3 separate regions of the Homo sapiens genome follow, and regions 1 and 2 are each linked to region 3. Evidence: chromatin loops called from intact Hi-C (ENCODE). Cell type or tissue: endothelial cell of umbilical vein. All regions are shown on one strand. Each heading gives the region's core, and the rest is flanking DNA. Links, peaks and the distances in the headings are about the cores only.

The links. Peaks named below come from ENCODE experiments on the same cell type or tissue, not always from the same donor. Only the 100,000 strongest peaks of a DNase experiment are listed, where the experiment ranks them.
Region 1: a loop joins it to region 3, with 2.1 times the contacts of the local background. A loop is called at or near these places in 2 of 110 quality-filtered maps.
Region 2: a loop joins it to region 3, with 1.8 times the contacts of the local background. A loop is called at or near these places in 2 of 110 quality-filtered maps.

The regions. Positions count from the first base shown.
Region 1 is chr3:23,870,941-23,881,202 of GRCh38, forward strand. The region is part of intron 3 of UBE2E1 (ubiquitin conjugating enzyme E2 E1); the gene reads left to right. It also overlaps the pseudogene ARL4AP4. Among named protein-coding and RNA genes, the nearest start is that of NKIRAS1, 41 kb to the right of the region's middle. In endothelial cell of umbilical vein, for the core only: no CTCF peak of the experiment used is centred there; DNase peaks (open chromatin) are centred at 3,151 and 4,441; H3K27ac peaks cover 436 bases.
Region 2 is chr3:23,320,167-23,330,428 of GRCh38, forward strand. The region is part of intron 3 of UBE2E2 (ubiquitin conjugating enzyme E2 E2); the gene reads left to right. Among named protein-coding and RNA genes, the nearest start is that of UBE2E2, 120 kb to the left of the region's middle. RefSeq lists an enhancer at 1-20. In endothelial cell of umbilical vein, for the core only: no CTCF peak of the experiment used is centred there; a DNase peak (open chromatin) is centred at 4,785; H3K27ac peaks cover 1,361 bases.
Region 3 is chr3:23,736,460-23,746,721 of GRCh38, forward strand. No RefSeq gene overlaps it. Among named protein-coding and RNA genes, the nearest start is that of UBE2E1, 64 kb to the right of the region's middle. In endothelial cell of umbilical vein, for the core only: no CTCF peak of the experiment used is centred there; DNase peaks (open chromatin) are centred at 4,212 and 4,822; H3K27ac peaks cover 1,712 bases.

The DNA.
Region 1 (10,262 bases), core at 1,089-9,088, 130 kb after region 3:
CCATTTAACCCTGAGTGGACACAGCACATGTTTCAGAGGGCACAGGGTTGGGGGTAAGGTCACAGATCAACAGGATCCCAAGGCAGAAGAATTTTTCTTAGTACAGAACAAAATGAAAAGTGTCCCATGTCTACCTCTTTCTACACAGACACGGCAACCATCCGATTTCTCAATCTTTTCCCCGCCTTTCCCCTCTTTCTATTCCACAAAACCGCCATTGTCATCATGGCCCGTTCTCAATGAGCTGTTGGGTACACCTCCCAGACGGGGTGGTGGCCGGGCAGAGGGGCTCCTCACTTCCCAGTAGGGGCGGCCGGGCAGAGGCGCCCCTCACCTCCCGGACTGGGCGGCTGGCCGGGCAGAGGAGCTCCTCACTTCTCAGTAGGGGCGGCAGGGCAGAGGCGCCCCTCACCTCCCGGACGGGGCGGCTGGCCGGGCGGGGGGCTGACCCCCCCACACCTCCCTCCCGGACAGGGCGGCTGGCCGGGCAGAGGAGCTCCTCACTTCTCAGTAGGGGCGGCAGGGCAGAGGCGCCCCTCACCTCCCGGACGGGGCGGCTGGCCTGGCGGGGGCTGACCCCCACCTCCCTCTCGGACGGGGTGGCTGCCGGGCGGAGACGCTCCTCACTTCCCAGACGGGGTGGCTGCCGGGCAGAGAGGCTCCTCACTTCTCAGACGGGGCGGTTGCCAGGCGGAGGGTCTCCTCGCTTCTCAGATGGGGCGGCCGGGCAGAGACACTCCTCACCTCCCAGACGGGGTCGCGGCCGGGTAGAGGTGCTCCTCACATCCCAGACGGGGCGGCGGGGCAAAGGCGCTCCCCACATCTCAGATGATGGGCGGCCGGGCAGAGACACTCCTCACTTCCTAGATGGGATGGCGGCCGGGAAGAGGCGCTCCTCACTTCCTAGATGGGATGGCGGCGGGGCAGAGACGCTCCTCACTTTCCAGACTGGGCAGCCAGGCAGAGGGGCTCCTCACGTCCCAGACGATGGGCGGCCAGGCAGAGACGCTCCTCACTTCCCAGACAGGGTGGCGGCTGGGCAGAGGCTGCAATCTCGGCACTTTGGGAGGCCAAGGCAGGCGGGTGGGAGGTGGAGGTTGTAGCCGGCCGAGATCACGCCACTGCGCTCCAGCCTGGGCACCATTGAGCACTGAGTGAACCAGACTCCGTCTGCAATCCCGGCACCTCGGGAGGCCGAGGCTGACAAATCACTCGCTGTTAGGAGCTGGAGACCAGCCCGGCCAACACAGCGAAACCCCGTCTCCACCAAAAAAATACGAAAACCAGTCAGGCGTGGCGGCGCGCGCCTGCAATCACAGGCACTCGGCAGGCTGAGGCAGGAGAATCAGGCAGGGAGGTTGCAGTGAGCCGAGATGGCAGCAGTACAGTCCAGCTTCGGCTCGGCATCAGAGGGAGACCGTGGAAAGAGGGGAGGGGGAGGGGGAGAGGGAGAGGGAGAGGCCTATTTAAAATTCTTAGTTTAACTTTTGTTTTTTAATGTCTGGGAGTAAGAATCAAGCACTTATTTTAATGGTTAACCAATTACACCAAAATACTTTAAAAATAATCTGCCCAGTGGTTCTCAAACTCTTTGGTTTCAGGACCCCATTACACTCTTAAAATTTATTTCAGGCCCCAGCAGCTTTTGATTATATGGTTAACAGTTATGGATTTTTACCATATTCACAATTAAAACAATTATTTAAAACATCTATGATTGATTTTAAAATAACAAAAAACATATTAATATAAATAACATTTTAAATGAAAACTGTTTTTCAAAATTAAACAGCCTAGGCTGGGCGCAGTGGCTCGTGCCTGTAATTCCAGCACTTTGGGAGGCCAAGGCAGGTGGATCATGAGGTCAGGAGATCGAGACCATCCTGGCTAACATGGTGACACCCCGTCTCTACTAAAAATACAAAAATTAGTCGGGCGTGGTGGCGCATGCCTGTAGTCCCAGCTACTCAGGAGGCTGAGGCAGGAGAATTGCTTGAACCTGGGAGGCAGAGGTTGCAGTGAGCCTAGATCACGCCACTGCACTCCAGCCTGGGCAACAGAGCGAGACTCCATCTCAAAAAAAAAAAAATTAACCTAGAAGACTGGTACTATTTCACATATTTGCAGATGACTTTAATGTCTGACTTCTTAGCAGACAGGTAGATTTTCATACCTGCTTCTGCATTCAGGCTGTGGCCCTCTCACACCTGGTGTAGATTCAGGAAAATCTCACAGTACAAATGTGAGAAAATGGGAGTAAAAATGGTAAGTCATGTTTTAGATTTATGAAAATAGTTTTGACTTTATGGGGCTCCCTTGAAAGGGTCTTGGGAGAACTGCCTAGTTTTTCCCTGATGATGTAAATGCTACCTTCAGCTGAAGGCATCTTTATCCTTCAAATTCACATGAGCTCTGTACTGAGGGAAGGTACAGGGAGCCGGACCTAGGATGAGAGACCCCATGGCCCTGGGAGGGTGCAGGTGGAGGTTGAGGTTGAAGCAGCAGCAAAATGTCAGAATTAGGCAGTCGGGCGCGGTGGCTCACGCCTGTAATCCCAGCACTTTGGGGAGGCTGAGGCAGGCAGATCATGAGATCAGGAGTTCGAGACCAGCCTGACCAACATGGTGACACCCCGTCTCTACTAAAAATACAAAAATTAGGCAGGCATGGTGGCGTGTGCCTGTAATCCCAGCTACTCGGGAGGCTGAGGCAGGAGAATCACTTGAACCCGGGAGGCGGAGGTTGCAGTGAGCCAAGATGGCACCACTGCACTCCAGCCTGGGCGACAGAGCGAGACTCCGTCTCAAGAAAAAAAAATAAGAGACCGGCAGGAGAGTTTCAGGCTGATTGACCAGTGCAGGGAGGTGTTCTGATTCCTTCATAAATAGGGTAACCATATAACATGCAAGTTGGAACACTTTTGAAAGCAAAAGTGGGCAACAAAAAACTGAAAATTATTATTACCAGATAAAGGTTTTGCCAAACAATAAAATAATAGATTCATATCACACAGTGAGCAAAAAATCACTGTGCAAGACTGTTCACACAACTCTGCTTTGTAGCAAGTTATTGAAGTCTGTTTCTTGAACTCTGTACTTGTGTCACTTCCCATGCTTCCCACTGACCTAGCAGCCCCCTGACTGCCCCACCTGGAGTTTGAGATTGGCAGCAGTTGCAGTGTGGAAGCTGCATAAGGAGCTGAGTGTAATGGGAGACCTTTAGCTAAAATTAATTTCGTAATCAAAGATGTGTGCCAGAATCTTTTCTTAGAATTGAGTAAAACCTGATAAGCTCCTTTAAGAGAATCTTGGTATCCTTTTAAAACTTTCTTTGTGACACTCTTGCTTTTGGGGATCAGCACTAAATGTGTGGAGGGTAGAGGTGTTAACAATACGTTCTCCCCTCAAAAAGTCTGAACAAGATGCTCTGCTTTTCCCCCAGCTGACTCTCACTTATGCACAATATAGTTAATCATCCCAATAGAAGAGTCAGTTGTGCCCTGTGAACTGAAGAACCAGGACTAATAACCCGTTGGTATTTACTCATTCAAATAGCAGTTTTGTGTATGGTAGCATAAGCATTGCAACTGAAGAATCTGGACTCCACCATAAGGCAGATTCCAGACACCCAAGCTCTGGATTCTTTAGTGGGAATAGAGGAGTCATCACCACACACACACAGCATTGGATTCTGTCCTGACTCGTTTTTTCTAACTTCTTGGGCGAAAGGGCAGATTAGAATTGTTCCAACTCAGGCTTGTATAATTCCTGCAGAAAAGACCTATTGTTGGATCCACCTTTATCCTGACTTACCTACATGTTTAATCTTATAGAGGAAAATGGCTTTCAAGACACAAGGGATACTGATCTTACTTTAATTCTAATCACTGCCGTACCCCCAACCCCTGCTTCTTTCAGGCACTTGGCATTGAACTAGTTTTGTCATTTTACTTGCTTGCCACCTACCCCCACGACTACCCTGACAGGCCAGAAGGGAAAGTGCGGTTCCTTAGCTCACTGTACTAATAACTCCTCATTCAGCCATCCCTAGTTAAGAGTGACCCCCTAATGTCCACATTTTTTAGGTCTGCTCTTCTTTTGTCATCCCTACCAGAGTAACTTAACCCTTTACTTACAAGTTACTTGGAAGTAGTTTTCTTTTAAAAACAGTGTCATCTAATTTTTTTCAATATTGGAATGTAAATTTCCAGATGTGCTGGACTGTCCCTAGAGCAGCAGCATATACAGTAAGACCTACGATTGAATGACTAACTGGGCAAGATTGAGCTTTTGTGATGTTTTAATTATTTTACCTAATATGGAAACACTGTTGTATAATCCCAAACAGTAGTACATATTTGATCATCTAATTAAATATTGGTAACTGTTAGTGTGCCAAGTCCTGTAGTATGTGTGGGAAATTACTACCCCCTAGAGACTTAAATTCGGATGTACAAAAGATTGTATCCAAATGACTATAGCAGTCTGTGTAAATACCCAGACAAATCTATTCTCTTCCTGGTTTGGAACAAATTTTAAAAATGAACTCTATAGCTTCCATAGGCCACAAATCATCCTTGTGCGTCACAAAAAGTTATGTCAAAAATTCCTTCGGAAGTTTATCTACTTTATGCTAGAGGAAGACAGTAGGCACCATTTCCTCAGTGTTGTTGTTACAAGACTTTTGGAGGGCTTTGTTAGAAGGCCATTAAATGGCCACACTGTTGGAGATCTTAAGTGCCTGGGATAGTCTCCTTCCCATAGTTAGGAAGATATATCCCCTATTTAGCCCCACCGTGTTCCAGTATAACTTCCTTGATACAGTGGATACCACTAATGTGAATTTTTTTTGAGACGGAGTCTCGCTCTGTCGCCCAGGCTGGAGTGCAGTGGCGTGATCTCATCTCACTGCAGCCTCCGCCTCCCAGGTTCAAGCGATTCTCCTGCCTCACCCTTCTGAGTAGCTGGGATTACAGGCGCTCGCCACCACGCCCAGCTAATTTTTGTGTTTTTAGTAGAGACGGGGTTTCACTGTGTTGGCCAGGATGGTCTCTATCTCTAGACCTCGTGATCTGCCCGCTTTGGCCTCACAAAGTGCTGGGATTACAGGCGTGAGCCACTGTGCCCAGCCAAATATGTGAATTCTTGTGTGTGGGTACTAGTTTTTCTGGGGAGCCCTTTAGGTTGGCTCTAGGTCTGCAAGTTCTTTCCAAGGGATAGTTAACCTGAATGGTACATTCCTCACAGTACCAGAGCCTCTTCCTTTCCTCTTCCCCTCACCTTAGGTGAGGAAGCCTTCTAACTTAGTTATTAGGACTATGGCAGTGGTCGCCCTGCTTTTTAATAGCACTTACAAAATCGTGTCACTACCCTGTTAGTTTCTTTAGTAAAGTTTTCTCATTTTTCAAGTTCCTTCTGCCACTCGCTTCTAGGTTACAAAAGGTTACTGTTTTATGAAGGGGTGCTGAGGGTAAGAATGTACCAAGTAGATCTCATGGAGAAGGCAGCTTTCACCCAGTATCTCTGGTAGATTGCTACCTTCATAGCTTATCTTCTCTATGAATTTCTTAGCAATAGAAGAGTAAATCAGGAGTGGATTTTTAGTAGTGTGTTTGTCATAGGGAATGTAGATGTAATTGGATTTTTTTTTCATATAAGCATTTTGTAAATTCAGTTTTGGGTTTTTTGTTTTTTGTTTCTTGTTTTTGTTTTTTGTCTTAATAGAGCTAGGCATTACCAGGGTTGATGCATATTTATTACTGCAAAGAGTTGTAGACAAGGGAGGAGGGAGCTAAATAATATTAATGGTAATTTAAATCTAGAAAATCAGAACTGTGGCTCACTACTGTAATGTCAGTGCTTTCAGAGGCCAAGCAGAAGTATCGCTTGAGCCCAGGAGTTCAAGACCAGTCTGGGTAACCTAGCAAGACCCTGTCTCTAAAAAAAATTTAAAAATTAGCCAGGTGTGGTGATGCACGCCTGTAATCCTAGCAACTCAGGAGGCTGAGATGGAAGGATCACTTGAGCCAGCTGTGATTGAGCCACTGCACTCCAGCTTGAGCAACAGAGTGAGACACTGTCTCAAAGAAAGAAACAGTTGGTATTCATTGCTCTTAATAATCCTCTGTAGCTGGCTTCTCAAACTTTAATGTGCATAAGAATCATTTGTTAACATGCACATTGATAGGGTCTGAGGTGGAGTCTGATGTCTGCATTTCTAACAAACTCCCAGGGGATGGATGCCGATGTTGCTTGTCCAGAGGCGGCACTTTGAATATCAGTCTACAGAACATTCAGGGTATATGCAAATTAACTTTTAATAATAACAACAGCAACCATATATATTGATCCTTTTTTGGTGTACCAGGCACAGAAAAATAAAATAAGACTGGGCACTGGAGTCTAACAGCTGGGATTCAGATTGAAGCTCTTCCCTTTACTAGCTTAACCCTGAGCAAATTTTCTCTAAGGCAGGGTTTCTCAGCCTTGGCACTGTTGACATTGTAGGCTGAGATCATTCTTTGTGGGGGCTGTCTGGTGCATTGTAGGATGTTTAGCAACATCCCTGGCCTCTATCCACCAGATGCCATTAGCACCTCCCTCCCGTTTGTGGCATTCAGAATGACTGCAAGCATTGCCAAACGTCAGGGGGTGGGGTAGGAGGCAAAATTACTTCCAGTTGAGAACCACTGCTCTAAGACTACTGTTGAAATATGGGTGTTTGGGGGGGTTTGTGATATGAATGATGTACTTTATGTAAGTGACATAGAAGCTTATCATGAAGCTTCCACAGACAAAAGGAGAATAGGCATGCAGTAGCTAATAAGCAGTCCGTGCCACATCTGGCTTTCTGAGGATGATGATAAAGCTTATTCCAAGTGCCAGTTCTTTATTTTTACGAAACATTAGTCATTGTACTATGAGATAATATCAGGAATTACTTGAGATTTTTAAATAGGTAGAACTGAGTTTCTAATTCAGTTGATCCCAAGCCTCTGCCCTTTTTTGAAATACGCTGGCACTGTTGCTACCCTGCCCCTGCCTCTGCCCCTTCCTTCATTCTTACTTCTGCTGCTGTCCGCATGTCTCTTTTTCCCCCCTACTCTTTAAAGTTTTATTTCACTAACTTGAGGTCAAATGTCACAACTGTGTTCTGGTCAATTTACTATCCTTGCTTGGCTTCCCCAAATGGTAGTACCAGAAGATTTGTGGGGTAGGGAGAAGAGACCACTTTAAGACGCACTACATTTACTCATCTTCCACAAGGCAACAGAGTTGGGCATCTGATTATTCAACAAAACAAAGCTTCAGTAGCACCCAGGAGGGCAGACAGGCAAACCAGGCTGTAGACACACTGCATTTGTCAAAATCAGACCAGAGAAAACCTACTCCCCACAGATTAAAAGGTAGCGATAGTCATCATTTCTTTTTCTGTTGCCACAACGTTTTTCTTCTTTTAATTATTATCATGTAGTTGTCTCAAGTCCTTCCTTTAGTCCAGGGTTCCCCAAAGCCTGGGCCACAGACCCCGTACTGGTCCCTGGCCCATTAGGAACCACGCACATAACAGATGAGCAGTGGGTGGGCAGGCCGGCCAGCTGAGTGAAGCTCCATCTGTATTTACAGCCACTGCCCATGGCTTGCATTACTGCCTGAGCTCCGCCTCCTGTCAGCTCAGATCAGCAATGGCATTAGGTTCTCATAGGCACACGCAAACCCTATTGTGAACTGCTCATGTGAGGGATCTAGGTTGCGTGCTCCTTATGAGAATCTAATGCCTGATGATCTGCTACTGTCACCCATCACCCCCACATGGGACTGTCTAGTTGCAGGAAAACAAGCTCGGGGGCTCCCCACTGATTCTACATTATGGTGAGTTGTATAATTATTTCATTCTATATCACAATGTAATACTAATAGAAATAGAGTGCACAATAAATACAATGCACTTGAATCATCCCAAACCATCCCACCCCCCATCTGTGGAAAAATTGTCTTCCACAAAAGCAGCCCCTGGTGCAGAAAAGGTTGTGGACTGCTGCTTTAGTCCATCTCCTATGATTGCACAGGTAAGCTGCAAATGCCAAGGACTTGATGAGCTCAGTTCACCCCTTGCCAACAATGTATCAGTTCCTGAGAGAATGAGTTCCTGAAGTCTTGCTGTTAGCAACTATAAGTAGAGGGACTGCTTGGTTTTCTATATCCTAGTTATTTTATGAAGTTAAGTTTTAGTTTCTTCCATCCTTCCACATCTAGAGTCCACAACAAATACAATGCCATCTGTGCATCTGGCATATGACTTCCACAGTGGCCTTACTTTGTCCTAAACACCTACATCCCAGAAGTGAAAAGGGACTGTTTTAGAATTTGCCAAGATTACCTTAATTTTCTCCGTGTTAAATCTTTTGGTAGGTACAGTATTTACAAATTCATGAGCTGCAGCCTGTATAAGACAGTTGTCTTGCTAGCACAGTACAAACCCAGGAAAACAGTGTGGAAAGACTGAAATGAAGGCCGACTGGACAGGATAGAAGTGTGGTCTGATAGTCCATTTCCCAATTTCCCACTGCAAATAAATGTCCCAAATTGAAATGCTTTCTTCTTGCTTTAGAACTTCTCTTCGTAGGTGATCCAGCTATAAGACTAACCATCCTTCCCTTCTCTTCACTCAGCGTCTGTCCTAACATCTGGGGAGGTGCTCTGATACCTGTCCGTGGGCACCAGGGAGGCCTGGGCCGCGGCGGAGGACAGGGCACCAGGTGGGTGCTGTGTGCCTGGCTGCTCTAACAGTGCTCGCCCAGCAGTCCGCAAGTCTGTTTCTAGCATGCTTATCTTCCTATCTTCCCAGCCTCTCATCCTTTCACTTTTTTTCTAGGGTATGACAGCAGATAACTAAGCCTTCTAAAATTATGCCTAGAATAATATCTGAACTATGGTTTATGTGTTTGTAGGCAAGGGTCCTGTCTCCCAATAAAAAATGTAAAAATTCATTTGATAGAAAGATACTTTTAAAAAATTGATTCTGGCCAGGCACAGTGGCTCACGCCTGTGAATCTCAGCACTTTGGGAGGCCCAGGTGGGAGGATCACTTGAGCCCAAGAATTTGAGACCAGCCTATGCAACCTGGTGAGAGCCTGTCTCTATGAAAAATGTAAAAATTAGGCTGGGCGCAGTGGCTCACGCCTGTAATCCCAGCACTTTGGGAGGCTGAGGCGGGCGGATCACCTGAGGTCAGGATTTCGAGACCAGCCTGGCCAACATGGTGAAACCCCATCTCTACTAAAAATACAAAAATTAGCTGGGTGTGGTGGCGGATGCCTGTAATCCCAGCTACTCAGGAGGCTGAGGCAGGAGAATTGCTTGAACCTGGGAGGCAGAGGTTGCAGTGAGCCAAGATGGCACCACTGCACTCTAGCCTGGATGACACAAGCGAAGCTCTGTCTTAAAAATAATAATAATGGATAAAATTTTTTAAAAATTAGCTGGGCATGGTGGCATGTGCCTTTAGTCCCAGCTACTAGGGAGGCTGAGGTGGGAGAATCACTTGAGCCCAGGAAGTCAAGGCTACTGTGAGCTGAGATCACATTGTGCTCCAGCCTGGGTGACACAGCAAGACTGTGACTCGAAAAATATCCTAAATTTCACTTTGCTTCAGGATGTTCTTTAAAAGAAATCAATAATGTCATTTGAAAATTGAAATGCAGATTTGGTTTCTGACCATTGAAATGGAAGAGCAGCAGAGTAGTCTGTAATAAGTCTGTACTGAGAATGGGAATGGGGAAAGACTCACAAAAACATGATTTTAAAACAAAAAGAAAACATGAATGTTACTTTGTGGAGTTACCCTGGAAGATTTTAAGTCAGTCCAGGGAACACAACAGATTCTAGTAAGACTGTGCTAATGACAGTCTTTGACAGTTGGTTTGTTAATACCTCAAATGATTTGTAGTACAGTTTATACTGTGCAGATGCTGTTTAAGACTGTATATGTGTAAAGCAAAAGTTACTACCAGTTGATAGTTTTTTACTTTGTATACTTATCAATATAATATTGAGGCATAAGATATGTAGCCACGCTGTCCAGTGGTCATTAGGGGGAAAATGTCTCCAGGATTGTAGGAAAAGCTGTCAGAAGTGAGTCCTTGTTAATTGCGTTTATTCAATGGAGAGTTTCCTATCAGTTAACAGACACAGCTTCCTGTATGACAGAAGTGTCGTGGCTCATGGCCATCCCCGCTCCTATTGTTTACATACCTGTGTGAA
Region 2 (10,262 bases), core at 1,221-9,220, 420 kb before region 3:
TTCTCACATTCAGTCGCAGGTACTACTGTTCTTTCAACAGTGTTTCACTTTATTAGTCCCTTCTTCCCTGTGTCCATTGAAGGAGTTCAAGTTGTTATTATCTCCAACTGGATGTGCTTAAGCAGTAGCCCCTGTTCTTCTTTCCTCTTATATATTACTCCACTCTAATTCTTTGCAAGTTGTAGGCTTGAATAGCCTTTTTCTTTCTTAGTAATGACTTTATTAAGATATAATTCACATACCATACACTTCATTCAAATTGAATAATTCAGTTGGTACATGCACAGAGGTGTGCAACCATCATTCTGGAAAGAAATCCTGTATTTTTTAATAGCAGTCACCCCAGCCCTAGGCATCTGCTAATCTACTTTGCCTCTATAGATTTGTCTGTTCTGGGCATTTCATATAAAAATAGAATCGTCTTTTAGTTAACATAATGTTTTAAAGGTTCACTGTACAGAAAGGTTACGTATTTGGCCTGGGTTCAGCCAAGGGCTTGTAGCACAGAACATCCCTCTGATTGTTCCTCGGAAGCTGCGACCTTGGATTTGTGTATAGTCTGGACTACTAGGGATTATTGTGGCTTTAGCTGGACTCTTTGATTAATCCACCCCGGCATCCCCCATCTCCTGTTAAGCTTTTGACTAGTCTGTGTCTATTGGTATCATACTCAGCTGTTTGTCTCCACTAATTCCTAACAGTATTAGTTTCCTAGGGCTGCTGTAACAAATTACCATAATCTGGGTGGCTTAAAACAACAGAAGTTAGTGCCTCACAGTTCTGAGAACTGGAAGTCTAAAATCAAGTGTCTGCAGGGCCATTCTCCTTCAGAAACCTTTAGGGAAGAATCTTACCTAACTGGTCTGGTGTTTGCCAGCAGCCGTTGGCCATTCCTTGGCTTGTATCTGCATCACTGCAATCTCTGCCTTTGTATTTACACAGCATTTTTTCTCATGTGTCTGTGTCTTTACATGGTGTTCGCCCCTATATGTGTATGCCCAAATTTTCCTCCTCTTACAAGGATATCAGTCATACTGGTTTAGGGTCGACTCTGATTAACTTACAGATTTGGGAAGGGGATTAGGACTTCAACTTTTTTGGGAGGGGCTGGCACAATTCAGTCCATAAAGAGCTTGTTCTTTACCAGCTGTGCCACTTGGATCTACCCTGCAGAGCAGGACCTGTGTGTATACTTGTTTGTGAAGACGATAGAAACTGATGTTGCCATCCAACTCCCGGCATCTAGTAGGGAGAGTCAGAGTGGCAAAACAGGCATTGCCTGGCTGCCGCTACTACCTACTTGGTACAGGTCTTCTGTAGCATGGAGCTTTGGGAAGCAGTATCTGCTGATGTTCACCAGCTGCTAAATCTCCTAGGAATAGCTCTTCTACTCCTGGGACCTACAGGAGATGAGAGCTGCTACTCAACTGACCCCACTAGAATAGCTCTTCCATAACACAGAGTTGTGGGGGAATGGGGGTAGTCTCTTATCTCGAATGCCATGGCTTCCCACTATTATGACTGAATTTCGATAGATTTTGTTGAATGAATGTTTTACAATTTGTTGTAAGCCCTCTGATCAATCTCCAGAGACTGAATCATTGTCTTTGCTAATTTTTGCTGGTTTAATAAGTGTTGGAGAGAAGAGATTTATCCAAGCTCTTTATACTCCCATTCTAGAAGTCTAGCCCCTTGAACCGTTTTTAAAAGCACCACCTTCCAGTGTAGAGATTGGGATGACATATAATTCATCAGGTAATTTATGCCGTAAGAGAATGATTCACATTAGTGTCAATGTTATTTTTCAACATACTCAACTGCTGTAAAGTTTTATAATCCTTTGTCATAAAAATAGAAATTATTTTAAAGTTTAATAGCCTGCTTTTTGTACCATAAACAAAACATAGAAGAAAAACTTAAGTGGTTAGAGAAGAATGCTAATAACCTTTCATTCAATGAGTGAAATTATTCTTGAAATATTTAGTAAGTTATATAACCAAAGTCTTCCTTTAGCTGGAAGCTGGAATTTTTCATAGTGAACTTAATAGTGCATCTCTTTCATGAGTATTTATTTGATGTAAATGTCACCATCTGGGCTGCAAATTTTCTCTTATTCAGTTAGTTGAAAGGGTCGGTAGGATACCTTTAAAACTTTAAAAAACTTTAAATACATTTAGTGCCTGCACTTAATAATTTGTATCTAAGCTGAGTTCAAGATGTCTAAAACTGGAAGCTATGAGAAATTTCTGTTTTTCCTCCCAGTCTAACATACTGTTTTTTGGACAGAATCCCCATGTGACTTGATTAATGATAAGGAATAATCACAAAGTATTTTAAAAATTATTTTCTGTAAAGCTTCATAGTCTATATCTTAAGATGGTAACTATCTCTGTGTATATGTTCATTTATTTTAATAATGCTTTTATTATTTTAGAGATGGTTTGAACCTTATATTTTGTTTAGTCCACCCTCATCATTTTGATGAAGTAATTAAGTCCAGAGAGCATGTAACTTCGTAAGCTTTACAGTCTAAGGTTACATATATAACTCTAAAGGAAAGAACAAAAACCATAATACTTCCAAAAATCCCTGAAGCAGTGCGTAGTATTTTTTCAGAAAGCTTTCATAAATACAGTGTATTTTCTCTATAATTTAATATTATCATTATTTTGTCTAGCATTAATTTGGTATCTATAATAAATAATTGATTTTAGCCTTAACTTAGCTGTAGAGTCCTAAGGATTATATATTTATATATTTTTTCTATTAGACAGGCATTTTCTTGTCTCCTTTCACAACATACGTGGTTCAGTAAAACATAAAATCACTTGTCAATAGTTAGTATTAATATAAATATATAATATCGTGTCTATACATTTCACTTAATTTTTGAATCCATGAATTAGGAATTATCTAGATTTATTAGGCTTAAACAAATAATTATTTGCTTTGTTTTGTGCTGTACTGTTGATAAAGAAGCTGTCTATATGTTATTATATTTGATCCTCACAACCACCTTATGAAGGTAGGTTGGACAGCTTTTATTATTTCTGTTTTATTGATGAAGAATCAGGTTTGGTGTTTAAGTAAATTGCCTACATTTTATAACTTTAATAATTTGCTCCTATAGTTACCCATTTATTTTTATGTTACTGGTTAGTCATGGTAGTACTTACTGTCTTGTTTCTTCTAGGGAATACAAAAGTCTTGATTTTTATTCTAGACGATTTAAGAAGACCAATTTGGGTCATTTGGCATGACCCCAGGGCTAGCTCAGGTGTAAGTAATACGGGGTGAGCATCCCAAATTCGAAAATTCAAAACACTTTGTAATTCACAACTTTTTCAGCACCAACATAACACTGAAAGGAAATGCTCATTCAATTCTCAATTGGATTTTTGGATTTTGGATGCCCACTAGGTAGGTATAATGCACATATTTCAAAATCTGAAAAAATAAAATATCCAAAACACTTCTGGGGTTAAGCATTTCAGATAAGGGCTATTCAACTTGTGTAAGTTAAACTTCTCTGAATGCCAGGATTCCTTTTTTTCCCTTTTAGCAAACTCCTGTCCTTATTTTAGTTTTAGTTCAATGTCACCTTCTCTGTGAAGGCTGCCGTTTTTCACAGGATGCAGAAATCTCTTATTCCCCTGTGCTTTCTCATAGCACTTTTGTACTTGCCTCACTTGGTACAAGTATTATTTGTTCATGCCATGATTGATTATTGAGCTCCTTGAAGACAAAAGTTGTGATATACCTCTTCACTTCTCCATGGCCTTGAATTAACCATAATGGAGCTCAGTAAATGTTTTTAAAGTAAATGAATGAACAAATGGTACATGCTTGATGTGTGTCTGTAAACTGTATAAGCCAAACATTGTGTACTCCCTGTTTCTGGAATAACTGTGCAATGCTAAACATTTCTTTGACTACTTACTATATGATGTCTGCTGGTTTTTGCTGCATAAATATTCTGATATCTTCAGTTGGTGCTTAGCCAGTTTATTCCTGTTCCACTGCATCACTTATGATTATTTGGGACCTGGATGAAGCAGTTTCATTGTAATGTTGTATTAGTTGAATCTGTGATTTTATAAAATACGAATTAAATTTCTTATAAAATGAAGTTTGTCACTCATATTTGTCTAAATTTGTTTAAAAATAAAAATCCTAGCTAAACTCTTGCCTATCCCAGAAATGAATTTAAGGACCGTATTCCTTATGAATTATGAAGGGAATTTAAAAGGGAAGCATCCAGGAAGGTGTAATTAGTGTCTGGTAAACTGGCTCTTGTGTTTTCTCTGCCTTTCCTCTCTTTCTTTTACCAGCTACCTGTAGACCATTTCCCTGTTTATTAGCTGCAGTACCAGAAGGTGGAATAGGAAATGAAGTTTACATCCTTCAGTTTTGTTATTTGTTAGCTGATTTCTTAAATTTTAGGTGTGAAGAACTATAAAAAAGTTAGGTTGTTTGTGCTGCATCCTTATTATTTTTTGTATCCTGTTATCACAGGCATTGATGACTTATGTATAATTGAGTAAAGCTGCAGGAAAGAAAAGCACTTAGGAAATGCCTCTTCAGATTTTCAAGATCTTTTCACACCTCTCTTGGAGAAAAGAATTTAAAAAAAAAAAACCTAAATGGATTCTAATTATTTTCTTTATCTGTGGTATTTTGTTTTGTTAAATAGTGTGTTATATAATGAATAGTGGAATTGGGTTCAGTTGTGAATTACAGGAAGTGACACATATGATAAAGATTGTGGTTTTATGTCTGTTCAACAAACCACAGTGGAACTGAAATGAAACTATAAATATTTTAACTACACCAATTGCTTTCTGCCGCCAAGCAGGACTAGTCCTAATGAAAACTAGATAAGCTGATACAAAGTTGTTGAGAAGCAGTACAGAATATAGGTCCTTATGTACCATCAGGAAACTTTAGCAGTTTTGAATCTTCTAGGCACACATTACTTTTGATCAGTAAGAAACAATTATTAGGTTATTTTACTCTTTTAAGAATTGAAGTAGCCACAATAAAGCTATTGTGTGTTTTTTTTTCCTTTGGGACAAGGATTTAGATTTAATAATAAAATGTGTTTTGTATAGTAAATATTCATGAAACAATTGAAAAGCAAATAAAAACATTCAATTTGTGTACTCTTTTCACAATTTACATACTAATCTGAGGCTGGGCTGGAGGAGAAATATATTCCCACATTATTCACTTACCAGGAGTATACCATACTTTCAGAAGCTTTTTCTTGACTAGTGATGACTCTTAAGATTTTACTGTTAGGATTTGAACACTTGTAGGTCCTTTAGTATACAGAAAACATTAGATATATTTAATGGGATAGCATAAGTAATTTCCATTCTCATTCTTTTCTTGAGTTTTAAAGTCTAAACCCATAGACTTACACACTTAGTCTTTGTCCACTAGTCAGAATGTTTACACTTTGCTAAGTAGTTATGAACGTCCTCTCCGGTGTATTTGTTTCATTTTTCACCATGTGAGGCTTGACTGCTTAGTTTGTGTGAGAGAATGTGCTACTGTGAGAAATATAATAGTGAATATCTAACCCCTCCGTATCACTGACCTTCGGTCTAGTAGAGGAGAGACCATTATAAAAATAACTAGGGAGCCCTTATATCCTAACTTCTCTTATCCTGGCAAAATTATCAATATCACCCTTTTTCACTTTCCAGTGTTGTGGTTTGGGTGATGAGTGATATAGTCACACTGTGAGTAATGAGGGGAAAGAACAAATATTTTTAACCTGATACTTTTTCTGAATTCATGTTTAGGTGGTAGAGGATACCATTTGATTCTTGGAGACTCCCAAATATAATTTTCTGTCTCATTTTGACTTCTTGTAGATACATGCTTTGTAATCTTTTATTTTTATTTATTTATTTTTGAGGTGGAGTCTTGCTTTCTCGCCCAGGCTGGAGTGCAGTGGCGCGATCTTGGCTCACTGCAACCTCCACCCCTGGGGTTCAAGTGATTCTCTTGCCTCAGCCTCCCGAGTAGCTGGGATTACAGGCGCCTGCCACCAAGCCTGGCTAATTTTGTATTTTTAGTGGAAACGGTGTTTCACCATTTTGGCCAGGCTGTTCTCGAGCTACTGACTTCAGGTGATCTGCCTGCCTTGGCCTCCCAAAGTGCTGGGATTATAGGCTTGAGCCACCGTGCCTGGCCATCTGTAATCTTTTAAAAAGGAAGAGAAGGGTACCAATTATCTGGCTTTTCAAGATTTTTCAAAACATTTTTTGAAAAATTTCTGAGTTTTTGGAATTAACCCTTTGAGCAGCTGCTGAGATTTTTATGTTCTTAAATTGGTTAGATTAAAAGAAACATTTAAGATGTGTCTGTCCCTTGCCTTTTTCTAAATAATTTATGATTAATGTCACATATCCTATACAAAAAAAAGTATGAGGTTGTATGTAGTTTTGACTTGAGATTTTCCAGAAGTCTTTTAATGGCACATAAAGGTTTTTTGTTTGTTTGTTTTTGTTTTATACTTTAAGTTCTTGGGTACATGTGCACAACGTGCAGGTTTGTTATATATGTGTACATGTCCCATGTTGGTGCGCTGCACCCATTAACTCGTCATTTACATTAGGTATATCTCCTAATGCTGTCCCTCCCCACTCCCCCCACCCCACCACAGGCCCTGGTGTGGGATGTTCCCCACCCTGTGTCCAAGTGTTCTTATTGTTCAATTCCTACCTATGAGTGAGAACATGCGATGTTTGGTTTTCTGTCCTTGCGATAGTTTGCTGAGAATGATGGTTTCCAGCTTCATCCATGTCCCTGCAAAGGACATGAACTCATCCTTTTTTATGGCTGCATGGTATTCCGTGGTGTTTATGTGCCACATTTTCTTAATCCAGTCTGTCATTGTTGGACATTTGGGTTGGTTCCAAGTCTTTGCTATTGTGAATAGTGCTGCAATAAACATACATGTGCATATGTCTTTATAGCAGCATGATTTATAATCCTTTGGATATATACCCAGTAATGGAATGGCTGGGTCAAATAGTACTTCTAGTTCTAGGTCCTTGAGGAATCACCACACTGTCTTCCACAATGGTTGAACTAGTTTACAGTCCCACCAACAGTGTAAAAGTGTTCCTATTTCTCCACATCCTCTCCAGCACCTGTTGTTTCCTGACTTTTTAATGATCGCCATTCTAACTGGTGTGAGATGATATCTCATTGTGGTTTTGATTTGCATTTCTCTGATGGTAATGGCACATAAAGTTTAATCTGCAATACGGAATCTGATATACCACCCCTTTCCTCTCACCATCATCTACTCTATTTTACTAACATGAAACTCCTTAAGCAGCCTTTTAACTAGGACAAATACTTGTATCAACCAATACAGAAAGATTATTTATTGTTCTTATAGGCAGGTTTGTTTGTGGCTGCAGTTAGTATTAGACTGTCACTTGGGATGTTATTCTGGAATTGCTTTTTCTAATTCTTTCAGTGAAGGTATGTGACTCGTTCTCTTTTTTCCTTTTGCAAAGCAAAGGCTCGACAAAATTTTATAGACTGGTGAAACATTTTGCAGGTCTGAAAAAAGTGTTGTAAACCTGCTCATGAGGTTCAGACAAAACTTCTGTGCATAAATTAGGAGTTGGTGTTGTCTAGGAGTTTGTGAAGATTAAGTTTTTCAGGGTTCTGATTTCATGAAATGTCATTCTAGATTTCTGTCAATCTCAATTATAGGATGATAGAAGTATGCTGATTTCTCGCTTAATAATTATGTAGTATTTGCAATAAGTATACAATAAGAACTTATGTACTTATTGTACATATTATATGCAGTATACAATAAGTATACTTATGTTGTCTTATTACCATAAACAGAGCAGTGGTCATGATATATAAATACTGAGGAAATCAAATGTTTTCTTTTTTTGTGATCTAATATGAAAATCAATGCAACATTTCTGGATAATTTGCGACAATAAAAAAGAAAAGAAATATGAGGCATGCAGTAATCTTGACAAGCAAATTTCCTAATTTGCAAAATAAAAAATTACATTAGATAATCTCTAAAAAGAACCTTCTATCTCTGTGTCATCTTTGAATCTATAAAATACAGTTGGTCCCTGACTTACAATGGTTAGATTTAAATTTTTTTGACTTTATGATGGTGCAAAAGTGATAAACATTCAGTAGAAAATGTACTTCAGTGTGGTATTCAGTGAGTTACAGGAAATGTTCAACATTTTATTTAAAATAAGCTTTGTGTTAGATTGTGCCATATTTTGCCCAACTGTAGGCTAATGTAAGTATTCAAGCATGTTTAAGATAGGCTAGGGTAAAGCTATGATGTTTTAGTAGGTTAGGTATATAAATGCATTTTTGACTTTGGATATTTTCAGTTTATGATGGCTTTATTGGGATGTAACACCATTGTAAGTTTAGTCACATCTGTAGATTCATTTAGCTAAAATGCCGTAATCTCTCTCTCTCTTTTTTTTTTTTTGTTTTGAGACGGAGTCTCGCTCTGTCGCCCACGCTAAGTGCAGTGGCGCGATCTTGACTCATTGCAACCTCTGCCTCCTAGATTCAAGCGATTCTCCTGCCTCAGCCTCCTGAGTAGCTGGGATTACAGGTGCCCGCCACCATGCCCGGCTGATTTTTATATTTTTTGTAGAGACGGGGTTTCACCATGTTGGCCAAGCTGGTCTCGAACGCCTGACCTCAAATGATCCGCCCACCTCGGTCTCCCAAATTGCTGGGATTACAGGCATGAGCCATCGTGCCCGGCCTAAAATGCCTTAATCTCGATAGGCTTTTTGCACATGCACTATTTAAATTGAGTACAATACTCAATACTTACGCCCTTGCCCCCTTCTCCCTGGATCTTATTTGCTAAAGTAGACATTGATTTCTCTTGAAAATGTAACAAAATTTTTGTTGAACATTTTAGTGTTTAGTGAAAAGATGAGAATTCTCAGACATGAATTTTTTATTTGATAATAGGAAACTGTAGTTATAGGGGAAAGTCAGTATTTTGAAAAGGCAAACCAAATAGGCAAATATTTATGGAGTTTCTAACACAAGCAAGGCTCCCTCTGTCAGAATGGACATCAGGAAATGTCCACTGAGTGAACATTCAATAAATTTTATCAGTTGCTGTGGGGGATAAAATTATATATAATTTTCGCTTTATAGTTTGTTTTGAATGTTCTGGAAACAGTTAAAAGTAAATGAGTGTTTATATTTTGCCGAAGTATCAAGACAGAATAGTAGGCAGACAGTTGGTATTTAGGCAGGCAAAAGGGCAGATTCTCTGCCAAATGGTTGTAAATGAATTGACGCAAGGAATTTAAATATTAAGCTTTGATGAGAGATTGTTAAATTTTCTCAATATTATTGTTTCCATTGGTATGCAAGCTAATTAGATACAACAACTAATTGGAGCCGGTGGCTCAGACTGGCTTGCCACCATTGGCACACACACTGGATGGCGGCACAGTTGTTCTGATTGTTGGCTAGGAAGTCTTCCATCAAGGCTTAGCTGTAGTCTTATCTGCAAATTCCTCCTGGTCTTCTCTGGAGAACGTTGCCGTACATGGGTCTTTGGAAACAAGGAATTTCCCAGGAAATCCCCACCATCTTTACTGTCTGTGATATTAATACAATTTGTACTCTTCCCTTTTAAAATATTTTAGTGATCTTAAAACTTGACCACTCTGGAAGAATGGAGAAGTTCTGTATTTGGCAAGAATAAAAAGTATTACAAAGCATCCTGCTTCTGCATTAAGTGGTAGTTTACAACAAAGCTGCTGATCTTAATTGTGCATTTAAAAAAACAGGAATCTTGTTAAAAATTTTTATTTCTGTGATGCTACCCCATACATTTTAGTACAGTAGGCATGGGATAAAAGAAACACTCGAGAAGCTAGCCTTTCCTCAGCTTTCCTAGAATGGAGACTGCCTCCTAAAATATTCAGAAGTCAGAAATTATTTTAAAACTAAAGTGTTAATGAGCAAATTTAAATAAAGTTGGTCTGTAAATATGTACTTCAGAGCTGAACTTAGTACCCTCTTTTCACAGCTCTAAATGTAATACTTTCAATTACATGAACTCATTAGTCTCTATTAGCATACTTCCAGGCTTTAGAAATAAAGACTTTGAAAGAGCTCTTCTCTTATTTTATTGTATGGAAGTAAACATTGAAAAATAAAGAATCCTTACAAAAGTAAACTTAGTCTACGTTGCTGGCAGAATA
Region 3 (10,262 bases), core at 679-8,678:
TGAATCAGAGATCTTGAAAATTAAGTCTTCGATCATAGACATTTTTTTTTTTGAAAATTAAGTCTTTGATCATAGACATTTTTTTAAAAAGTAGATGGACTAAATAGAATAAGAGAACAAATTAGTGAGCTAGAAGATTGAACTAAAGAACTCCCTGGAAAGAGATAAAAAGTATGAAAGAAAAGTTAGGAACATGGAAAATAATTTCATAAATTCCCATATCCGGCTAAGATTTCCAGAATGAGAGAACAAAGAGGATAGATAAGATAAAATACTTTGGGCCGGGCGCAGTGGCTCACGCCTGTAATCCCAGCACTTTGGGAGGCCAAGGCGGGTGGATCACCTGATATCAAGAGTTCAAGACCCGCCTGGCCAACAGGGTGAAATCCTGTCTCTACTAAAAATACAAAAATTAGACAGGCATGGTGGCACAGATGTGTAATTCCAGCTACTCGGAGGCTGAGGCATGAGAATCGCTTGAACCCAGGAGGCGGAAGTTGCAGTGAACCGAGATTGCACCACTGCACTCCAGCCTGGGTGACAGAGCCAGACCCTATCTCAAAAAGAAAAAAAAAAAAAAGAGAGAGAGAGAGAGAGAAAGTACTTTATTTATTTATTTATTTTGAGATGAAGTCTCGCTCTTGTCCCCCAGGCTGCAATGCAGTGGCACGATCTCGGCTCACTGCAACATCTACCTCCCAGGTTCAAGCGATCCTCCTGCCTCAGCCCCCCGAGTAGCTGGGATTACAGGTGCATACAACCACTCCCAGCTAATTTTTTGTGTTTTAAATAGAGATGGGATTTCACCATGTTGGCCACGTTGGTCTCGAATTCCTGACCTCAGGTGGTCTGCCCGCTTCAGCCTCCCAAAGTGCTGGAATTACAAGCGTGAGCCACCACGCCGGGAAGAGAGAAAGTACTTTAAAAGATAACAGAAGAAAAATGTCCCAAGTTAGTGAAATATATGAGCCAATTAAAGTCTCCAACAAGACCAAGCAGGACAGATGAAAAATGCTGCATAAATAGTGGTAACATTGTAGTAAAATTTCAGAACACCAAAGACAAAGTCCTAAATATTTCTGTGAGAAAAGCAGATCATGCACAGGCAAAGAGAAACAGAGAGGGAGAATGGCACACTGACCTCACACTTCTCATCAATAGTTGATGGAAGATAGTGAAGCTAGATCTTTAACATTCTGATGGGAAAAGGTTGTCAACATAAACATCAAATGCAAATATTAGTCGCCTGGGAACGAATACAAGCATTTCAGAAAAGCAAGAGTTCAGAAAATATACCATTCACAAACCTTGTTTGAAAGGATTTTGAAAGAATGTATTCTAACAACATGACAAAATTTAAGAAGAGCAACAGCATGGAGAAGCAATAGAAAATGGTAAGAGGAAATAAATTGGTAGACTGTAATGTTAAGAAAAGCAGGCCAGGTGTGGTGGCTCATGCCTGTGATCCCAGCACTTTGGGAGGCCAAGGCAGGAGGATTGCTTGGGGTCAGCAGTTTGAGACCAGCCTGGGTAACATAGCAATACCCCTGTCTGTATAATTAAAAATACATAAATAAATAAAACTGGACATAGTGGTGTATGCCTATAGTCCCAGCTACTCAGGAGGCTGAGGTGGGAGGATCATTTGAGCCCAGGAGCTCGAGGCTGCAGAGAGATATGATCATGCCACTGCACTCCAGCCTAAATATCAGAGCAAGACCCTATCTCTAAAAAAGGAAAACAAGGCCAGGCGCTGTGGCTCACGCCTGTAATCCCAGCACTTTGGGAGGCCGAGGTGGGTGGATCACCTGAGGTCAGGAGTTTGAGACCAGCCTGGCCAACATGGTGAAACCCGGTCGCTACTAAAAATACAAATCCCAGCTACTCGGGAGGCTGAGGCAGGAGAATCACTTGAACCTGGGAGGCAGAGGTTACAGGGAGCCGAGATGGCACCATTGCATTCCAGCCTGGGCGACAGAGCAAGACTCCATCTCAAAAAAAAAAAAAGGGGGAAAACAAATATTAACCGGGATTCCCATTTATTAAACACTGTGTGGGCCGGGCATGGTGACTCACGCCTGTAATCCCAGCACTTTGGGAGGCGGAGGCAGGTGGATCACAAGGTCAGGAGATCAAGACCATCCTGGCCAAAGTGGTGAAACCCCCATCTCTACTAAAATTACAATAATTAGCCAGGCGTGGTGGTGTGCGCCTGTAGTCCCAGCTACTCAGGAGGCTGAGGCAGGAGAATCTCTTGAACCTGGGAGGCAGAGGTTGCAGTGAGCCGAGCACTCCAGCCTAGGCGATAGAGCAAAACTTTGTCTCAAAAAACAAAACAAACAAACAAACAAACAAAAAAAAACCACTGTATGAACACTTATAATGTGTGTGTGTGACAAATAGTAACTTCGTTTATGATGATCTTCAAAGAAAGTGTCAACCAAGCAACATTTTCAAATGGATAACCTCTGTAATTTTTTAATGAACTTCACTGAAAATTGGAAAATGCCCAGAGACAGGTCCACCACAGTCATGATATGTGACTCAATTAGTATGAAACTGTGAAATTAGGGTCTGGGTGGAGCCACACACCTGAGTTATTTGTCATCTGGACTAAAGGTCTTTGTCCATTGGAATGGCATCCCGTGTATGGAATGGCATACACGCCCATTGATGTACATTCTTTCTTCTCAAACCACAGGTTCTCTTATTTTGTGAAATTTTTGGTTGACTCAGAATAAATTTGTATAATTCGCCCTTCTGGTCTTTCTATTAGAGCACTTAAATTATTCCACTGAAACATACCAAAAGCTTTCAGACCTTTAGCATTGACTGGGAAGTGATTGAATAACAAATGAACTCAAGTCATCAGGGAAACTCTTGTTTAAAAATAAAGGACTCAGCTGCTTTTAAACAGTTTTGCTTCAGCCCCCACTTATTTATCACACCTCTTAGAAGTTTAAAACTATTTGCTTTTCTCTGATTGATTTGATCCTTGGATTTAGCTGTCTTCTTCCACGGCAGGCAATGCGTGGAGGGTAACCCTCTTTGTTCAGGAGCCGTGTCCTCTGGTTAAGACAGTGCATTTTTGCTTCCATATCAGGAATTTCAGTGATATCCATTCTCCTCAGGGATTAGAGATTGTTAATTACTTTCTGTTTAAAAAAAAAAAAAAGGGAACCCGCAGCACTGCAGCTTGGCAGGTTCTCTAAAAATAGAGGATTTAGGTTATTTTTAAAAACCCTCATTGAGGGATCATGACCATGAGTCACATTTATCTCCAGAGTTTGCCTGCTGAAGGAAAACCACATGGTTCTGTGGACATTTAAACCCTCCCTGAAACACTGCCACCTCTACAGAACAAACAGTCCCATCTACCCATCCATGAGGAAATGGAGAAGAATTTGTGCCTGTGGAATTTGAGGACCCAATTTAGTTTAAAATAGATATTTCATGTCCAGAGGCTGTGAACTGTTTTCTAAGCACGAGCTCTTACTAATGTTTGTCATGCTGCTGTATGGCTCATTTTACTTATTGTTAGGTTTATTCTTTTCCTTTTTCAGAAATATTCACAATCTAATGAAGAAATATTCATTGAGGAAGAGCTCTATGGCCTGGGAGGTATCAGTCTTCTCCAAGACATCAATTTTACTTGCTTACAGAACATAAAAAAGAAATTTTATGTGATAAATGCATTAATCTACAGCTACTTATGATTAGGCTGTTCTGGCTAAAATGGAATACATTATCTGTAAGACATCTTTCATACTCCCAAGGCACTTTAAAATAATGAAAACATATAAAATAATATCTAAGTAATTAAAGTAATGGCAAATAAAAACTTAGCATTATATGGAATTGCCTATCGGAGTAATATATCTCTTTTTATAAGCCCTTTGTGATATTGCTATTAATTTTTAAGTAACAAAATATTGCTCTTGAACCAAAAATGGGATATTAACTAACATATACACTATTAATTGCTTTACAAATGCAAAGTGCTAAATTCCAGCTCATAAAAATAAACCTTTGAGGATATCTAATAAAATCTACACACAGTGCCTGCTTCTGAATCATCTAAGGAGTAGAGGAGACTCCTCATATTGCTTCATAAAAAAAGAGACACTGTGTCCCTTCTGTGAGTGGATTTTTCTGCCTCAGGAAGCCTGGTATTGTCCACCCTCTCTCCCCACCTGGCAGTCATTCTTTCCGTTCACCCCTCCCCTTCCTTGATGACTCAGGTATTTATTCACATCCCCCTTTCTGATAATGAGTCCTCTAAGCCACAAAGTAAAACCAGCATCTTTCAAAACATTGTCACTTTTTTTTTCAGTTTAGTTTGTTTTGTTTTGTTTTGGTTTGTTTCAGACAGGGTCTCACTCTGTCACCCAGGCTGTAGTAGTACAGTGGCACAATCATGGCTCACTGCAGCCTCCACCTCCCGGGAGTGATTCTCCTACCTCAGCCTCCCTAATTGCTGGGACCATACCTGACTAATATTTTGTATTATTTTGGTAGAGGTGGGGTTTCACCATGTTGTCCAGGCTGGTCTCAAACTCCTGGACTCAAGCAATTCTCTCACCTCAGCCTTCCACAGTGCTGGTATTACAGGCATGAGCCACTGTGCCCGGCCATCACCTTCTTATAGATGGTATTCTGCCCCAGACCAGCCTGTTTTCTCGGCAACCTCCTACTGTCGTGATGTTTCCAGTCCTGTGTGTCCCACAGAATTGACCTAATGCCAGATTTTTCTTTATTCACCAGAATGTGATTGATTCAGCACGTCCTGGATTACTTAGTCCCAAATGAACTCATTTCCCTGGGGACCACACCCAATGCCCCTGTGTACACACCACTTATGCCAGGAGCCTTGGGTGCGTCATTTAAGGAGGCACTCGCTCTTGGATTCATGTAAGTTTAGGGTTAGCAGTTGCATAATTCAGAAAGCGAGTGCTTCCTTAAATATGGTGCCCTTCTTACCTGAGCCCTAACTTATTCACAGTCCAGCTTTTCCAGCCCTCAACTTGTTTTACTGAAAATATCAAGCAACAGGTAGAGAGAGGAGTTAAAGTGAACAATTACTTAAAAGTGGGTACAAGGGCCCTCTTTCCCACCATACTTTGCAAGGAGCTCTTCTTCTATTTCCTGAAAATAGTATCCTTGGAACTGACAGAATGGACTCCTCAGCATTGGAAATGAATTCATTTTTAGCATATGAACTGTTTCTTGGCAGCATTTCTGTAAACTATTTGGAGGGAAATCGCATGCTAGGTGTGTGTAAAATCATGAAATCATCTAACATTTTTAGGGTTCCCTGTTTTTCCATTTAGAGAGTTTTAATGTATATTCATTATAGTAAAATTCCAAGGCTGGGTGCAGTGGCTCACGCCTGTAATCCTAACACCTTGGGAGACCAAGACGGGAGGATCCTTGAGCCCAGGAGTTCGAGACTAGCCTAGGCTATATAAAGAGACCTTGTCTCTACAAAAAATTTAAAAATTAGTTGAGCATGGTGGTGGGCACCTGTAGTGCCAGCTACTCAGGAGGCTGAGGTGGGAGGACTGCTTGAGCCTGGGAGTTCAAGGCTGCGGTGAGCTATGATCATGTCCCTGCACTCCTGCCTGGGCCACAGAGCGTGATGCTGTCTCAAAAACAAAAACAGAAGATTCTGAGAATTCCTGGAAGAGGAAAAAGCAGTTTGTTTAAATTTGTTGTAACCAGCATTTGAACACAGAACCCCTTGAGGTGGGGGACATCTGTTAATGCCATACAGAAGTGGTATTCTGAGAAACTGCGTTAGGGAAAGCATGGAGTAGACTGAGCATTGGATTTAGGATGGGAGACTTGGATTCTAAGCCTGTTCAGGAATAATAGGACTCAGCACTCTTATTCACTCTGTTACCAGATCTATACATAGAAGGATTTGGATCAGGCTAAGGACCCTTCCAGGTGTCAGATGCGAGTGCTCTGTAACTCACCTCTGTTTTTCTTTCACTGGTGACCATCCTTCCCTGCTGGGTCATAGGAGGAAAAGAAAAACAACAACAACCTTTGTATACAAATATGCCAGCCCAACTTGGTTCTCTTGTATTTGGCTGCAGATCAAGAACAAACTTTCAAGTGGCATTTCGAGAGAATCCAGGAAAGCAGTTTCAATCTGGAAATTTGCTCTCCTTAAATATTTCAAAAACACATTTAGGTAAAATCAAACAGCGGAGTAACTGAGTGCCACCCCCTCTGCTAACCCAGAGGCTGAGAAGTTTCTCAGGGGCCCCCGGCATAGAAATCCAATATCAGAAACACCTACCAATATTGTAACACCCACCAATACTGTAACACCCTAAATCTTTCAGTAATTTTGCCAAGAATTAGGCTTTGGATTCTGCACCAGAGTTTAGTGACTTCAGTTAATTCCAGCTTCAAGCAAATCTTGGATGTTAACCCTGATTGTCAGCCTAATCTTTATTCAAATATATCAATACTTTGAAGGCCAACATAAAGACAAATATTTGCCTCTTGTGCTAAAGTAGCCAACTTTTAAACAATAAACAGACTGAGTGAATCACTAATTACCATTTTTAATCATTTTTGTCCCACGTTTTGAGAGATTTTTGTCTAGCAAACTATATTTACTAAGCAATTAATTTGTTTTCCTTGTAAAAAATTAATCCAAAATGCATACCACTTGGCTGTCTTCCCGGGCAAAAGCAGACGCTTGTTATTTGAGTTATATTTATTCATTCCGTTTTTTAAATTTTTATTTATTTTGTCTTGCTGTAGCTTATATTTAAGTAAATGTACAGAACTTTGAAGATTCCGTTTCATAAAATACCTGATGAATACCACTGGACGCTTGCGCTGCGCTGCTCCGGCTTCTGCTGACAGAGGCTTAAAGAATGGAATTCAGGCACATTTTAATTCATTCACTCACTTGGTTTTCAGTGGACAACTGTGAGACCTTTCCTCGGGAGAGCTCGTGTCCACTGAAATTTCCTATCCTCGGTGTAATAAACCTGTCACCAAGATCCTAAAAAATTGGTAGGGAGCGCTTATTAAATGCAGGCCGGTGGTGCGCCGCCATCCACGGCCCCACCCCCCGCCGCCTCCACATGTCGCTGTCTGCCCCGGGCACCCTGCAGGCTCCGGTGGAAATACCTTTCCACCTGCCTTTGAAGAGTGGCGGTTGGGCTGGCAGTTCCCCAGAGCTAAGAGACCTCCCCTCCCGTTCCCTAAGACAGTAGGGTACAGTTATGAGCCCTCTGGGATTTAGGCTTATTTTGTGTCCAGGGATTTATTGACTCATCTGTCCCCCCAAATCGGTTATTTTGGGGGGTAGATGAGTCAATATCCAAGTGTCAGGGAGATACTAAGGATAGATGCAAAGACAGACACGTGGCGGAATCAAACAGGCCAATTTCACCACTATTGGAGTGGGTTGCTACTATTTCTGAGTTAGCAGCATCCTGCTGCCACCCTGGCTTTTCACTTTTCCCCTCATCCCACTCCTCACCTCCAATGCAGGCTTGTTAGGCTGCTTGGCAGCAGCTCATTGCCCCAGGGGAAGGATGGTGCCTGGGCAGAGCAGAAACTAAGGCATCTTCGAAGCTGAAACCTCTGGAGCTGACAAAATGTTTGCAGAAGCAAGATGTTAGAGGGATTGACGTTTGGGGGCGAGTTTCTCTAGGGCCAGAGAGAGGGGAGGAAGGGGATGGGAGGAAAGAAGCCATGGGCTTTGCTTCCTAGCAGAAACCCGGGTAGGCACAAAGCCCTGAACAGGTTGGTGAAATTTAGGGGCTGAGGGCACTGTTGTCCTGCTTCCCCTGGAGCCCCACATAGGCAGGGAAACCCCACAGAGGAAACAGATCTATGGTGCATCCAGGCAGAACAGTCTTAGTTTCTCCAAGATTTCCACCCCATGGGAAGGCACAGAAACAGCAGAATGGGGCCTCCACTCCAACACAGGACCCAGTGCGCAATTTGGTGTCTCTGATGACCTCAGTAGAGTTATGACCAAGGACTCCCTGAGCCCCCCCCATACCTTGACAAATACATAAGCCCCCTGAGGAAAAGGAGAAATGACTTAGATTGAGATTCCACCACTCTAGGAAGACTGGAAATCTAAAACAGAAATTGGTGAGTTGTTTTAAAATTTTTGTTTTGAAAATTAAGTTGTGTTTATTTTCCATCAAAGTTATGGTATGAGATTTCTATCCACCACCTGCGGATAAGGGGAACCCAAGGTGACCTTGCCTTAGAGCACAGGCTGGAACTTCCAGAGTTCCCTTCCCCCATCATCCCAAATAGATGAAACCCTTGCCCTCTTAGAAGTCAAGTGCATCCGTCCCTAAATGCCGAGAGGTCACCTCTCAGCAGTCACTGTCAATCTAAACCTGGGGCTTAGGGTAAAGGCAGGGTGGTCCGATGCCAAGGACTTAATCCCAAAGACCAACCATACATGACCTTGAGAAAGACCAGAAAAGGATGACTAACTCTCCAGCTTGGACCAGTGTTTGGATGCAAGTGTATACAGGAAGCCGAGAGAAAATGAATGGGAAAATCTTCTGCCTCTTCCCCTTTAACTCAGGTTCCTAATCCTTTATTTTCTTCAAGTTTCTAGTGGCAACAAATTGGGGGGATGAGAGAAGAAAGGTTTAGTTTGCCCCATCTTTAACCACATTATTCCTCTTTATTCTACAAAAGTAATAAAAATCATGCACCCACACCCATACCTTAACAAAGTATCAGAGTTACACAGAGTAAGCTTATCTTTTTACAAGAATGGGAAACTGAGCGGGGCCCGGTGGCTCACGCCTGTAATCCTAGCACTTTGGGAGGCCGAGGCAGGTGGATTGCCTGAGCTCAGGAGTTCGAGACCAGCCTGGGCAACAGGGTGAAACCCCATCTCTACTAAAATTTAAAAAAAAAATAATTAGCTGGACATGGCGGCGTGTGCCTGTAGTCCCAGCTACTGGAGAGGCTGAGGCAGGAGAATTGATTGAACCCGGGAGGCAGAGGTTACAGTGAGCTGAGATCGCACCACTGCACTCCAGCCTGGGCAGCAGAATGAGACTCCATCTCCAAAAAAAAAAAAAAAAAGAGGAAACTGAATCCCACAGTTAATAATATAGTTTAACTAAAATCCAGTACTCAACTGATATGTTTGGGTAGACTGCTTTTCTTTGAAGAGGAAAGAATGCTTTAAAACCCAAAGGTCTTAACTTTCAGATTTTGCCTAGGTCATTCTCCATTGGCTATACAGCTGCTAGCCTCCCACCTCTGTCCATGATACCCCTCGGTTGTTCAAAGACTCAGGTCAAGACATGAAAAAAAATGTGGTATGGATCTGGTGCAACTCTGACATAAATTGTTGTCAAATTGACCCATCTTCCGGTAGTGGAGGTGATTGGAAATTGGAAGTTCCCAGCATTGATTCTTGTTCATTTCCACTCTGACACTAGCCTTTTCCCATTTTCTTTTTTTTTTTTTTTTTTTTTGAGACAGGATCTTACTCTGTCCCCCAAACTGGAGTGCAGTGGCATGATCACAGCTCACTGCAGCCTCGACCAGGGCTCACGTGATCCTCCCACCCCAGCTTCCTGAGTAGCTGGGATCACAGGTGCGCGCCACCATGCCGGCTATTTAAAAAAAAATTTTTTTTGGACAGACAGAGTCCCACCTTGTTGCCCAGGCTGGTCTCAAATTCCTGAACTCAAAAGATCCTCCTCCTGCCTCGGGCTCCCAAAGTGTTGGCATTACAGGCGTGAGCCACCTGCCCAGCACCAGCCTTTTCTTATCTTAACCAAGCCTCGCTTCCCTCAAGTCATTTAAAATAGGGGAACTTTATTCATAAGACTCCAACGCTCAATAGCCCACCCAGCTAATAATAATAATAATGATAATAAAAAGTCTATGTGGAAACCTGTGATAATCCAAATAACTAATTCTAGCCATTAATTTCAGCCTTCTCCCTCACTGGGAGATTCGAGAGCTGCGAAACACCAAGAAATAAATCACTGAGCTTCGCTTCTCACAGTCTACCGTCTGGTGAAGGTGCTAATGAGCAATGATGTGCCCCACAGGAAGGAAGAAATTAGGGAAGGAGGAGAGGGACAAGAGCACACAGGGGCTGGGAATCCAGCCCTTGGTGACTCAAAGTTGCCTAGACTTTTAACCAAATCTGTTTAGGTTTTACTTCTCCAGGTTTCATTAGCCATTAGAAATGCAAATTAGTTAGATTCCTCCAGAAAACATTACCCTGCTTC